Linked DNA regions of Mus musculus: regions 2 and 3 are each linked to region 1. A link is a loop called in an ENCODE intact Hi-C map of the cell type or tissue named here. Cell type or tissue: left cerebral cortex. All regions are shown on one strand.

Region 1 (5,000 bases):
AAGCAGAAATCATTTCTGTCTTGTTTTGAGGCAGAATCCCAACCTACAGCCAAGGCTAGCCTGGAACTCAGTTGTTAACGTAGCTGGCCTCAAACTCATGGTGCTCCACCAGCCTCAGCCTCCCCAGGGCTAGGATTACAGGTATGAGCTACCATGCCTAGCTTCAAAAGCAGACAGCAAAAGTAAATGCACACAACTTCTGGAAACGCATGCTGATGTACCAACCAAAAGATAAGAGCTCACGAAGAGGAGGCGGCTGGCCTCTAGTCTACATGGCTACACAAGCGCTGGACTGTGCCAGGAACGGGAATGGAGCAGCCTTCTCTGGGACCACGCAGCCAGGCCTCTGAAGACAGCAACTGGCATGTTACCCCTGCTTCCGTTGTTGGGGTTTCGTGTGTTTGAAGAGTAACTAACATGCAGAGCTCAGCAACAGAGCTAAGTGAGCCATATGTTCTGCTAACGCTCATCCAATACACACCATCTCTAACAAATGCACCAGCAAAGCTAAAGGACTCCAGGGTATCCGAAGGTCAGACACAAAACAAGTTCAGCTTTAACCCAGACAGGGTCACTCATTCCTGTAATCCCAGTGCTCAGGAGGCTGGAAATTTGAGACTGGCCTGGGTGACATAGGGAGATCTCAATCCTGTCTTAGTAAAATCAAGTTTCTATATACCCTCTAATGAGAAAATTAACTTTTAAAAAGTTGTTACGGTATTTACTTGCTTAATCATCACATTACAATTTCTCATATTATCTGGGAAAAAAAACCCAGGAAGACTCATGAACTGAACTCTACTCTCATAAATTTAAACTGACCCTTCTGTTACTTTTTATAAACTGCAAAGTCACCATTAAATTAAACCTGAAAGAGCCATAGGCTGCCATGTTGTTGATTTTTTTAAAACAAAGTATCAAATCAAATGAAAACTCCAACTTTTCCGAGAAAGGAATAAAGACATGTGACCAAAAGAGACACTGGGAGCCATCACCACTAGGAACTGCTGGGGGCACCTAGGAGGGACTTCTCAAACCAGCTAAACATCTAGCCCTAATACTTACCCTGTCTGTTTTGAAAACATAATACCAGAAGATGAGGGGCCCAAACCCTGCCACAGCTCCTAAAAGTGAGTTCTTGGGAGTGGGCCTGAAATTAGGATAAATATTTGCTGATCTTGCATAGGTCCAGCGAATCAAGGCAGGATCCTCCTGAAAGGAACACAAACACAGACTCGTCAACCTTAAGGAGGCCACGCTGAGGGAGAATTCACCGGGGCTGCTGTGAAGGAGCCCACCAACCTTGAACCCAGGCTTTCTGATCTCCCCCTCCCAAGTCTGGAATCACAGGACTGTGCCATGACTCCCACCTGACTGGTTCTACTATTCAGAAACTTTATTCCCCCCCCCTCCTTTTTTCCCTTTTCTTTTGGTTTTGGTTTTTATTAAATACGGTCTTGCTCTGTAGCCTTGGCTAACCTATAGCTCAAGCTGGCCTCAAACTCATGACAACCCTCCTGTGTCTCAGCTTCCCAAGTGCTGGGATCATAGGTATGCACAACTTTCTGATGATCCTGTTCAAATTCTGCGTGATTTAAAGATTCTTTTCTCCCCTCTAGCTTTCTATTTCCAATGTAAGATTCCTAATTTTAAACTATCCGAGAAGCCACCTCTCCCGATTCATCACTTTTAAATGTCCCACAGACTTAACCTCCTATCTCTCTTGGAAGTGGCCATGAGACCCACCCCACAGCCCAGATGAAGAGAGATCTCAGATGCTCTATCAAGCTTCCTATTTTGCTTCTAGCATCCTTTCTAACGCTGTCACAAGCGGCCTTCCCTGCTAAGTCAGTTGCAGGAAGATGAAAGCAGGCTTACCCTAACTCTGAATTATATGTTTTTGCTTTCTTTTGGTTCAGAAGATCAAACCAGGGGCATTATGTAAATAAGGCATGAGCCCTAACACTGAGCTATACCTCTCGCCATGAACCCTAAGTTTCTAAACTAACTTGGCTGGTGTTTGAAAAGCAAACTGTTACCTTCCACACTACTAAAGTCTTGGGGAAAAAAAAAGGTCAAAAGGTCAAAATTGTAAAAAAAAAATCAGCTTATCTTGGCTAAGAAAAAAGTAATTTAATATATTTATACTAAAATAATCTCCTAAGAATAGAAAATCTACCCCAAACACATAATTAAACTTAATTAGCTAAATCCCCAAATGATTCTACAAAATTATTCTCGCCAATTAACTGGCAGATTAAAATAAGCAAATAAAATCAGCTTTAGTCTTCAGTATGCAGCATGAACATCTAAGGTCTTAACCAACACCAAGCAGCCATGATTGGCAAGACTGAAATAACTTCGACATTTACATTTCAAACTAAGCTGAATTACAGCAATTCGACCCTGAGGTGACCAGCTATAGCTCGAAGGTAAGGGAGCCTTGATGGAGATGCAGTCAGCCTTTCAATCAGGTTGAAATCCCTCAACTGCAAAGGTGATCAGTTCACTACCAGTCAGAGAAGTCTAAACCTAACCTCCTGCTGCTCTAGAAATGAACAGTATGGTCGCATAATAGTAACCGGACAAGCAGAGCAAGGCCAGAGATGAAATGCATCTGAATGCCACACAATGAGACCTCTCAAGTCACCAGTCACTCACTAGTCTGCACTTTAATAGCTTCCAGATCTGTCTCTGGAATAGACATTTCATTTCACAAAATACCAGTAACTTCATGACCAAAACCAGAGGAAAAAGCTGAAGAGATGGCTCAGTGGTTAAGAGTGGTTAGTTGTTGCTCTTGAAAAGGACCTGGGTTCAGTTCTCAGAGCCCACCTGGTGGCTCACCACCATCCCTAAGTCTAGTTCCAAATGATCCAATGTCTACTTCTCGCCTCTTCTGGCATCAGGCATATGTGGTACACATACAGAAATGTAGACAAAACACTCATACAAATGAATTAAGTAGGGCTGGTGACATGGCTCAGCAGTTAAGAGCATGAACTGCTCTTCCAGAGGTCCTGAGTTCAATTCCCAGCAACCACATGGTGGCTCACAACCATCTTTAAAGGGATCTGATGCCCTCTTTTGGTCTGAGGATGTATATGCAGCAGAGCACTCATACATTAAATAAATAAACAAAAATTTAAAAAGCCAAACATAAACATTTAAAAAAAAACTTATTTTAAAAAACAAACCAAACAAATGAATTAAGTAAATGGGGGAGGGGGTTGAGGCAGCTTTCCATGTCACCACTCAATGTCCAGTGAAATGCCAGCAGCCTCTGGTGTGGGAAAGCCTCACACTTTCCTCTGTACTTCCCGAGTCCATCTCTGTTTGGCTTCCTTCCTCTCTGCCCATTCTCTCTTCATCTCTTTTGCTCTTTTCCTTCTGTTGTTTTTCAGTGTTTTAACATCGGGCTTTAACTTTTGCTGGGCTCTCTTACATAAGTTCACTCCATGAAAGAGGTCATCTGGTCACATGACTTTAAGCCCATATGGGCATGGCTACCAACAGCCTACCTCTAGCCCTAGACCTCCATGTTAAACACAACATCTACCCAGGAGTCCTAAAAGTACCATAAACTGATCTGCCAATATTCCTTTCAGTCCACCACCACGTGTGTTCCTATCACATTCCTGTTGACCTTGGAACCATCCTCCCCTTGTCTCCTACACCAGACAGTTGCACCCTGCTGAAGCCGGCTGGATCTGCTTTTAATACCGCCCATCCTATTCTCACCACACCTTGCCATCTCACAACTACTGTCACAGAGCCCATTAACTGCGAGATTTAACTACTACAGAGATTTAACTGCTGCAGAGGCCTCCTAGCTCCTCCCTCTCTGCCCTCACTTCCTCCCAGACAATTCTTGAGGAAACAAACTTGAGAGATTTTGTTAAGTCTCCGTTATGTGACTGCCTCCTCAGTAGAGATCTTTACAATGTCATACAAGGTCCATGTGATCAAGTCGCAGGGATCTCTTTGACTTCGGTTTGTCACTGTACCCCCCACTATTTTATCCATAACAGTCTCATAAGAAACAAAACTTCATCATCGAAATACATTCTATGTAATTCTCACCAATGCATCTAATATAAAATAAAATAACACAATTAATAAAGATGTTATTTTTAAAAAGGCAATCATGTTATAAGGACATAAAATGAAACTTGGCTCCACCTCCTGAGTACTAGGTCTGCTAACATATTTTGAAATAGCTCTCTGGTATAGTTTGAGATATATTAAATGCTAGAGCTGGTCTTGTACCTACAGTGTCTTCTAATTGGCACACTCTTTCCCTTTCCCTCAAGCTAACTCCTTTGGTTCACTTCTTTCAGATCCTTACTTAAATGTCATGCTCCAAGAATGGGATTGTGGCTCAGTGGTGAGCGCTTCCCTCCCATGTGAGACCATGGATTTGATCCCAAACACTACAAAACAAACAAACAAAAACAAGATGCCCAAAGCCCTGTTCCAAACAGGTGCTTCCTTCCCTGGTGCACGCAGGGTTGACCCCACCCTTATTTTCTGTACCACTCACCACCGGCTCAAACACCAAATGATTCAGATTTCTAACGCACTTAGTATTTGTCATCCCCATTCCAAACACAGGTAGCTCTACAAGGCCAGGGACTTCCAGCTGGCTTTGTACTCTCAACTCAGCATCTTCGTCTCATAATAGGTCCTGAGCAGTTATTTTTGACCTAATTAGTTACCCCTAAAGACTAGACAAAGGGTGCACAAGTTTTGGCTGGTAAACGATTAATGGGGCAGCTAAGGAGGCAGGTGTCTCTATTTCTATTAGAGATGCGAAATGGAAACTTCCCTGGGTTACAGAGATCAAAAAACAGACGACTGGGGGTTCAAACTTCACATCTGACTGAGGCCTTACTCTAGTTACTTTTAAAAAGTTAAACAAACAAACAGGCCCCGTGTTGTGGTTCATGCCTTTAATGTGAGCACTCACAAAGCGGAGGCAGGTTGATCTCTGTGAGTTC
Region 2 (5,000 bases), 270 kb before region 1:
CTTTATATATCCATTATAGACTATGCTACCTATAATATAGTTACATAATCACTTTTTAAATTAACTGTAGTCCTAGTCAAATATACTATTGTGTTTTCCATACTTGGTGTGACTGCAGTACAATTACTGCATAGCTAATACAACTGTCTAACCTCATAGTTTATTTGAAACTTATTACCCTAAATATAAAGTATATTATAATGGCTATATTTGTTCTACAACAAACAAGGTATCTTTTCAACTTCAAAAATATAAATATTTTATCACCCCTCTCACCCTGTGTATTCTCTTCACCGTCTTGTCTTCTCAAATTCTAATAAGCTTTCTTTCATATAAGGAAAATAGAAATATTTATTCTCATACTGCAAATGCAGGAAACAAGGTTCCAAGAAGAAAAACATATCTTGCCCGTGATAATATGGCTGGCAAATGGCAGGGCTTAAAATGTTTAAAAAAAAAAACTTATTCATAGGCCATTGTCCTTCCTACCATGCCATATGTATCAGACATAGACCATACTTAACTTCTGCCACTTGTCATGACCACTCTTTTCTTAAGAAACTTGGAGGTAACCGTGTGCTGCACTTTATTTCCAGCATTTACACATACATACCTCTGAATTTATTTCATTTAAAAATTTCTCTACTTGCTTTACAGCCTCTACTGTTCATCATCCATCTGGTTTGAGTCTACCTGCTCTATACTAATTTTATCTGAAATAAAATTCTCCTGCATCACTATCACGTTCATTACTTGAGGGTATTAGGATTTTTTTTCAGAATATGGGAAAGGAAATAGAAATAAATAATCAAGACATGATTCTCCTGTGTAGCAATTCAAATTTGGCTTCCAGGGCTCTTTCACATATTTGTTTCAGAACCGCTATTAAGTTCTTCCTTAACTGATATAATATCTATTACTTCATATTGTATTCAAATTTCACACAATTGATTAAATCTATTTAATTCTAAATAAACTTGGGCCTTAAGTAAACTAATAACTATAGATTTGATGTTTTTATAATAAACTTTCTAGGAAGAGCTGAGACAATGACTGAAACTTAACCTGATTTTTCTTATTATGTATTTATATTATGTATTCAATCACATTTATAAAACTATATTCATTTATATCATACAAATGACTTAAAGGTGGTTTTTTTTCTCATATAAGTCATATCAAAATTACACTGAAAGGTAACACCCAAAAAGAGCAATGAAGAAAATATACCATCTCATAAAGTAATACTATAATATCTTTATATAGCAATGTTACATTTTTTTTTTTTTACTATTTCTCATCTTCTTTCCCTGTCCAAAATTCTGCTTGTTCATTGGAAGCTCAAAATCAAAGTATAATGGCCTAAATGTTTTCCTCTGAATCAGAACACGTTGCTTTGCTTTTCTGGGAATTCTGAGTTCTCACAAGAATTGAGCCCATAGGATTTGTATGCTTATCAAGGGTCTAAGATCCCTTTTTTTCTAATATCTAGAATTTTAGAACACTGTCACTGGGCACATTAATCTATTATCTACTTAATTCTAGCAACATGTTGAGAGCCTTATTCATTTTACAACTAGACAGAGAAAAGGAATAACAGTTTCTCAGAATGAAAACCCAGGAAGCCAAATGGCTGTCATTTCTCCTTCAGTTTAGTACGTATACACAAACGTATTTTGTCCACTTATTTGGCTTTAACACCTTGGAAATACTACTTTTTGTGTGTCTTTTCCTTCTCTTTAAAATACCATTGTTGCTTATAAACCGATGCCAAAGTTAATATCTAAAGTGTTTTTATTCATTCAAATCAACTTAGTACTAGGCTCTTTGATACTGACGTCTCAACAATTTCCAGCCCTGCAAATGTATGTGTGTGTGTGTGTGTGTCTCCTTGTTTCTTCACAACAGTAAAGTAGAAATATAACAGGCCCTAAAGCCAATTCAAAACTTACCTTGCAAATCTGGAAATAGTCTGAAGTCAGGCTTTCCTGAATTTCCTCTCTCGGAAGCCCTGCAGTCCCTCCTGGATGGACAGAGCCACTTCCAGCCCCACCACTGTTACTGCCACTGCTGCTACCACTGCCAGGGGAAGAGGCAGTTAAGCCATCCAAAACTTTTCGGAAATTAAACTTCTTCATTTTAAACACTGTCGAAAAATTAAAAGGAAAAGAGAAGTGGTCACAAACATGGAATTTTACGGGGCAAAAGCCTCTATCTTTTCATTAGTCAAGGCAGGAGTAGCTAGTCCCCATTTTATGAGCATTGGATGTAATCGACGGGGAAGAGGGGTTCGGGCTTCATGTCCTCAAATTTTAACTTTAAAAGGGATATCTTTATAAGATAAAGAGAACACAACTCCAAGAGCAACAGTATTCCTTCCTTCGCACATTCAGATTTTCAAGGGCTTTATCCCCAGCTGTAGCTATGCTTTATCAGCACTGGGGTAAAAATAAAAGGCCGTGTCATCATCGTCATTAGCATTATATCATCATTATTATACAATCAAACCAGAGCCCAACAGACCAAGACCCTATGGACTGTTCTGAAAGGGGGGCTTTCCTTCTTCAGGGTCAACTCATAAATTTTTATTATCGGAAAAAACGATGTTGTAGGGGAACCAGTATTTACTCTTCCACCATGTTTGGGGCTCCCCCCCACACAATCCCATCATCTTCAAAGCTTCCTTTTTCTCAATAGAAACTAGGGGACAGGAAAAAAAATGGCTTTTTTCCATCCCATATACCCAAAAACCTAGACCCCAAAACATCTGCGGTGACTCACGGCCACAGCCGACGGGAGGGGCGAGCGGGGACCGCCTGCCTCCACCTGTCCCCAGCTCCTCTCTTCTGCCCCTCTCCCGCCTCTGGTCTCCCGTGTCCCCTCCCCGCCCGGCTCCCCCTCTGCACAGCAGCGGCTCTCCGGGGGATGTGAGGCGGTGACGCCTGCGGCCCGAGTCCCGCCTCAGCCTGCGGGGCGCGCAGAGCTGGCTCTCTCGCTCCCTCCCAGCCAAGCAGGGCGCTGAGGCTACCACCGCGGGCTACGAGCCCTGGAGCCCTCACAGACAGCCGGGAAGCCACACGCACCTCAGACAGCTGCGCGGGCGCGCTCTCCCTCTTGCACAGGCACACACACACACACACACACACACACACACACACACACACACACACACACACAGGCGTGCGCACAGGTGTGAGGGCAAGCCGCGATGGGACAGCACGGGTGTCCCTGGGGACCCCAGACTTAGCACCTTCCTCAGACGCCACTAGCCGCCGGCCAGCCCGTGAGGCGGAGGGCGCGGAGGCTGCAGGCTCACAGGCGGGCGAAGGTCCAGCCCGGATCCGGCCGCTTCTCGGGTCCCTCTGGTCCTGGTGCCTGGCGCTCTCCGAGGTCCTAACCGAGCGGGCGGGTCTGTCTCAGGCTCCGCCCCCGCCGTGGGAGGTAGGCCCCGCCCCAGTCGGCCCGCACCCTCCTCCCTCCCAGACTCTCGCGCCGGGGGCGGGGCACTCTGGGCACCAGGGGGGCGGGACATCCTCTCGCCAATCACAAGCTCCACTGACCTAAGTCTTAGGGATTCCAGGCAGGAAAGAAGTTTGGGGATAGGTCAGAGAAAAAGCCAGTGACAGGAGGAGGGGATCATTTAGGAAAGTAGGTGATGTATTTGATTGACAGCCATACTAGCCAGTATGCCTTGGCGCCGTGCTTTGGGGGCTGTAATTGGTGCTACCTGTTGAAGGACGCAAGTGTGAATCAATAGAATGCTTGCAAGCTTGAGAACTTGCGCTCCGGGAGTCCCAGGCTGCAGAAAGGGTTACCTTAGGTCGTGCTCTGGACTGTATTGTGGACCCGGCTTTTGGACCGGGCTTATTTTGCAGCCTTCCCCCACCCCCCAGCACCCCTTGAATCTATTTCTGCTCACCAGGGCCAGGTGCATCTAATAGACGATCTCGCTGCCCTGCTATATGCGTTGAACGTAGATTTGTAAATAATCCCTACAAACTGTTAGTTCTCTCCATTAAGTCATCTGTACCAAAATGAATTGGTTTTCGGTGGAAATGTTGGCTTCCAAATCTTAAGGAAATGATTTGCCTACTTTATACAGCCTATGGAAATAGACCAGCGTTCCCCTTCTCCACATAGACAAATTAAATTTTTGAGGAAACATTTCTCTCAAATCATGACAAGATGCATCTTAAGCTTTTTTCTCATTTGAATCATTTTGGAAAATACTCTATTCCATACAGGAAAAAGAAACATCGCACCATTGTGAAGAAGGTGATGTAGTTCTGAGCCCTGACTGGCTTTTGGTAAAAGGCTCAAGGTCCATAACTAACTGTACACTTTAATCTAAGCAACAGGGATCATTAGAAATCGTCCCAAATATTTACTGTCCTACATCTTAGGTATGAAACACCACTTCCAGACCCATCCCTTTCTCTGTCAGAGATGAGAGGGGAGAAAGGGAAGACTTGAATGCCTTATGAATTACTCAGGCAAATAGCAAAGAAACCATGGCGATCAAATCGCGCTCAGATTTTCGGAAACTCAGCTCGGTATTCACATTCTCATTTTGAATGTTCTACTCCTTAACACTTGCAGCACTTCTTTTTGTAACCCTCTCACACTTTCACGGTCAAACCCAGATAGTGATTTTCTTAATAACCATTAAGGAGTAGAACTTTGTGCTTCTAGTTAATTTAGTACCTGGCACAGTATTTCTCTTAGAAAGAGCATTCAAAGGGCTTTAGACAATGGATTAGTTACTGGCTATAAGATAAAGATTTATGAGATGATATCTAACTTATCATGCTTGGGAGGAGTGAAAAATAAGTATGGAAACAAATTTCATATGTGTTATAAACTGGATCTTGAAGTGCTTCTAAATCCTATATCAGATACCTAACAATACCTGTCTTTTGCTGTCTCCTGTTGCCTTTTTTTTTTTTTTTTTTTTCCTTTCTGGCCCATTGTTCATTTCCAAACATCGGAGTTAATGAGAG
Region 3 (5,000 bases), 88 kb before region 1:
TTTTAAGTGTGATTACAATCCTGAGAATGCTCTTTATGAAATATTCCTCTGAAGGTGTGTCATTAGTCCTATTTTAGCCTCTACTTGGTCTTTCCATTATCTGAATGGCATGTTTCCTGGCAGTGGTGTTTATTTTGATGGAATCTCATTACTTAGTTTTCCTACACTGCATTTTGCCCTTGGTATCATATCTAAGAGCTGTTTGCTTAATCTCATACAGGTTTTCTCCTGCATTTCCTTCTATAAGTTTTATAATATGGGGTTTGTATTAGATTTATGATCTGCTTTAATTTTATATAAATAATGTGATTTGGGCTTAAATTTGAATGTTCACCTGTCCCAGCATCATTTGGTAACAAGAGTATACTATCTCCATTGAATCATCTTCATTCTTTTGACAAAGTCAGTTGACCATAGTGACAGTACAGGTCGACTTCTGTACTCTGTTCTGTTGATGTATGCATCTGCTCCCTTGAAACTGTGAGCTAACATATATATTTTAGAGTTTCTGTCAGGTACTTGGTCACAGCTACCCAAAAATTGCTAGTGTGGTAGATCCTGACTGATTTTCAGATATTGAACCACCCTTTCATCCCATGGTTACAGTGAATTCATTCTTTCATTTTAGATGTTGCTGGTTTTGATTGAATGTTGTCTTGCAGTTTTGTTTTGTTTTTTTTTTTTTAATCTGTGTTCATATGGAATATTGGTTATACTTTCTGTTCTATAATGTCTTTGGCCTGTTTGATTTGAGGATAATTTTGGCCTCAATGTCCCTCTATGTCCTGTTTGGGGAAAGATATTATATATATTTGATGTTATTTCTTCTTTGGATGATTGCTTGAATTTACCAGTGAAATTTTGGGGCTTGCATATTTCATTTTGAAAGGTTTTTAACGTCAGATTCTATTTTTTTTTAATAGTTGCCGAATGGTACATGTATTTTGTTTTGTCTCAAGTGAATTTGGCAAATTTGAGCTGTAGAGGATTCATGCATTTCCTTTAAGTTACTGAACATCTGTGAACAGGGTTGTTTGTAATATTATTCGTTATCTTCCTGGAGTCTGTAATGACATGCGCATTTTCATCCCTGATCTTGCTAACTTGTGTTTTCTTTTTGCTTCCCTTAGACATGCTACTAGTTTGTTGATGTTCTAAAATTTTCAGATATTTTAGTTTCACTGATTTTTACTCCTCAAAAAACTTATTCTTAAATTACAAGTAAGAGATGGCTTATTTATACCAGAAAATACTCACATCAATGTTCAGAAATTCAAGATGGCATAATTGTTACAGATATAGAAACTGTACTTTGACTCTGTAACTTCATTTGGTCCTCTAGCTGCACCTGCACACGCATTAAACAACAGTGCATTGGTTCTTTATTGCTGCATTATTTTAACAGCAAATGATCTGGAAGCAACTCTGAGGTCCAAAAGAAAGTCTGTTAAATAAATAATGGTCTAGTTATATTCTGGAATACTCTACTTTAACTATTTAAGAAAGCATCAGGAATGTTTCTATGTAGGAAAATAGAGATCTACAGAGAATGCAAATCAAGATGCAGAGAATATACATCATTTCCCTTGTAATGTGCAAGAGAGCGTGTAAAGGAGTGTGCATGTATTTGCATACAGCATCCATGAAAAGGGCTGTAGCTCTAGCTCAGTAGAGCATTTCCCTAGCATACATAAGGACCTAGGTTCATCCTTAGCACCACTTTAAAAAGTAAAACAGCAAATCGAAAGCCCTATTGTATCTTTTATTTCTTGCATCTTAAACCTTCTTTATTTTAGTTATAGTATTAAGAGTATGCATAGCTGCTGTTTTCGTTTCTCAGAGAATTATTGTGCATATAAAATTATGTGTTTTTTAGAGAAGTTCTAGCCATAGCTGTCCATAATAAAATTCTCCGTCAGTTTTTCACATAATGATTATATCCAGGTCTAATTTCAATTGGATGTATGATTTTTAGTGAAAGAGGTGATAAGAAACATCAAAGACAATGTGGTATAATTTTCTTTTAAAGTTAATATTTAAGAGGTGAGTCATTATATACATCTGTGTTTCAATGAATATAGTTCTTGAAAAAATGAAAAGCTAAAAAGAAAAATGAAAGATCAAGGTATATATACTTACATGGTAATCTACAAAAGAGTATATACGATTTTAAATAGCAGAGATTATGTATATTAAAGATAGTATTTGATAGAAAACACAAAACTTTTCAAGAAAGAATTTGTGAATATAAGAAAAAGAAATAATCCTGAAGGGTGGTACCCTGAAAACCTTATTCTCTATAATTTAAATTTCAATCCAAACCATGTCTCCCAAGTGAGGAGTATGTAGGTAACCAGGTACTAGTTCATAGGCCTTGAACTTGTGTTGGTTTCCATACAAATAAAACAGATATGTAAATTCAAAACAACTCTGTTCTGAGACACAACTACAGCTGAGGCTCTGCAAGATGAGTGTGAAAGGTGGGGAGACCTAGTGAGTGACCCTCTCCGCCCAGCTCAGTTAGAGTGCTCCAAAAGACAGAGGAGTGCTAAGCCGGAAAAGGAGCCGCGCTCCAGTGGGTTTTATTGATTGGATTATACAGCATCGATTGTTCAAAAGCAGGTTTGCTGACTGCTGTAAATTGAACTTATAACGTGTTAGAAGTCTAGATCTACTTTGCTTCTAATAGGCAAATAGAATTTCAATTAATTAACAACAGTGGACTTTATGTTCCTTTCAGTAGTGAGAACTATCATTTGTAATTGCTACTCAATCCTTTGGGTAAAAATGGGAAGAAACTGAATTATAATAGACCCCCTTCTAACACTAAGAGATTCTGATGGCCGATCCTCTGTCTCTTATGACTGTCATGTAAGGATAATTCTTTGGTACTGGTCGTCTTGCCTTTTAGAATCATGCTTTTAACATTTCAGCAGTTTTCCTCCGCTTCCATCCAAGCTGTGTCTCACTCAGGCGCCGCTTCCCCAGCTCTTTTCACTCTGAAAAGGTTTTTTTAATTACTCATAGCCAGGAATACATATGCAAGCTGGAGGATTTGTGCATGAAGTGCCTGCATTCCTTGCTAGGCTCCTGGGTTTTCCACACACTGAGCTTTAAATCTACTTCCTTCTTTCACACTGAAAATTTTTGAAGCTGTTACCTACTGAAGACACTGCATTATGGACACTTGAGTCACATGATCATGGTGTACTTGGTAGGCCCTCAGCCATCCTAGTTATCTGCTATAAAGAGACACAGAAACAGACTTTGAATAATAAGATGAAGAGTTGGAATTCAATAGATGATGGGCTGATCATGAAGATACATTAAAGATAGCAGGAGAAAAAAGATTTATAGGTGACGATGAGCAGCAATAAGTTAATTATCACTAAAGTTGTGTAAGCACCTTGCATTTAAAGAATACACATCTACGTTGGGAAGGTAAATTCTATTCTCCTCTTCATGGTTATTTACCACAGGGATTATGACCGAGAACAGTTTGCTGATAACCAAATCCCACTGTTGGTAATAGGGACTAAACTGGACCAGATTCATGAAACCAAGCGCCATGAAGTTTTAATCAGGACTGCTTTCCTGGCTGAGGACTTCAATGCTGAAGAGATTAATTTGGTATGTACTTTCACCAATGTGTGTCTAGGTTATATTCTAGGCAAAGCAGCTTTATACTCAAATCCGCAGCTCACCAATCCAGAACAAATCAGAGTCAGCCTGTCTAGACTATCACATGAAGGTCTCTTTCACTTTGAACTTGTACACTGGGCTGTTGGAATCCTCAAGCTATATTCTGCGAATAGTACAAATCATAGCCTCTTTTTTGAAAAAACTTAAAAAGCATACCAAACTCAAAATAATCCTATCAATTAAGGCATACATTGGTTATTGTTGTTTTTGGAAGAAAAAAAAAAAGCTCTTAATCCCAGCACTCAGGAGGCAGAGGCAGATGGATCTCTGAGTGAGTTCCAGGAGACAGAGAAAGCCTGTCTCAGAAAACCAAAATAAAATAAAATAAGTAAAATGAAAGAAAAAAACCTCTTAACTGCTTACCACAACTGCTTAATTTGAAGGGCACACAAGCAGATGTATGAGGAAGTTGCACACTGTAAACCAGGAATGTGTCATAAGGACTGATGTATATAAAGTCTTACATATAGAAACTCTGTGATAGCTAGCTTAATTAGAACAGAATGCTAACGAGCTAGGAAACAACGCATATAAACCAATTCCCACTCCCCAGAACAAGACCTCGCCCGCAGCCTCGGAGGTGGAGATGAGTTATCGATGCTCATAAGCAGGATTGCCACGCTGTCAGTACACTGTTGTTCAGGTGTGCAGTGCTGACTGAGCCAGTGGCCAGCACTTGGAGGGCAGCTGTTCTCCAGATGCAGTTGTAAGGTTTACAGGTATCACATCACACGTAATGTAGGTACTTCTAGCTCCATTTTAAAGATGAAGTCAAATAAGGCGCTCCGACTATACAACTTAAGTCCCTTTCCCACTTGATTACCCTTCAACTAAGATTTAAAATGAAGGTGCTTTGAAATCATTTATATCAACAGTTACCCAAAGCTCACTGCATAGTTATATTACCAACAGCACCTATGAATGTTTATAATGACTGCTCTTCAAGTCAGAGCTTTGTGCTCAGAATGCTGGCAGGAGCTCACTGTTAATGCTTTGTTTTGTAATGTGGTACTGAGCCTTACACATGAGAAACACTTTACCACTGAGCTGGAGCCTCCGCCAGATCATTCAAGTGAGTCTGATACCTTTTGCTCAGTGAATTAACATCTGTAAACATTGCCTCTACCTGTCTGGTTCAGTCTCTGCCTGCCCTCCATTGTTTCTTATATTTTATTGTACAGTGGAATGTGCCCCCTGTTTGCATTTACCACCATGGAATGGTCAATGTAAATACCCCGGTAGTCAGTGTTGGATCCTAGTGCTCAAGTGGCTCCCTACCATATAGATTATAAAAGTGT

Evidence for each region. Hi-C counts contacts between places; a loop is a spot of excess contacts. Peaks named below come from ENCODE experiments on the same cell type or tissue, not always from the same donor. Only the 100,000 strongest peaks of a DNase experiment are listed, where the experiment ranks them.
Region 2: it touches region 1 in a loop (2.4-fold over the local background); 2 of 42 quality-filtered maps call a loop at or near these places.
Region 3: it touches region 1 in a loop (1.9-fold over the local background); 2 of 42 quality-filtered maps call a loop at or near these places.

Annotation. Positions count from the first base shown.
Region 1 is chr16:37,647,949-37,652,948 of GRCm38, forward strand. It overlaps Ndufb4 (NADH:ubiquinone oxidoreductase subunit B4), which reads right to left. Exons shown (of 3, transcript NM_026610.1): 2 at 1,066-1,212. Among named protein-coding and RNA genes, the nearest start is that of Ndufb4, 3.9 kb to the right of the region's middle. In left cerebral cortex, a CTCF peak has its summit at 3,098 (motif pointing left); a DNase peak (open chromatin) is centred at 349; H3K4me3 peaks cover 31 bases; H3K27ac peaks cover 888 bases.
Region 2 is chr16:37,381,560-37,386,559 of GRCm38, forward strand. It overlaps Stxbp5l (syntaxin binding protein 5-like), which reads right to left and starts at 3,399. Exons shown (of 28, transcript NM_172440.3): 1 at 3,251-3,399; 2 at 1,953-2,146. The coding sequence starts at 2,138. In left cerebral cortex, no CTCF peak of the experiment used is centred here; DNase peaks (open chromatin) are centred at 2,044, 2,449, 2,938 and 3,530; H3K4me3 peaks cover 4,172 bases; H3K27ac peaks cover 1,944 bases.
Region 3 is chr16:37,560,137-37,565,136 of GRCm38, forward strand. Rabl3 (RAB, member RAS oncogene family-like 3) reads left to right here. Exons shown (of 8, transcript NM_001042499.1): 5 at 3,480-3,630. Among named protein-coding and RNA genes, the nearest start is that of Hgd, 18 kb to the right of the region's middle. In left cerebral cortex, no CTCF peak of the experiment used is centred here; a DNase peak (open chromatin) is centred at 3,017; H3K27ac peaks cover 1,933 bases.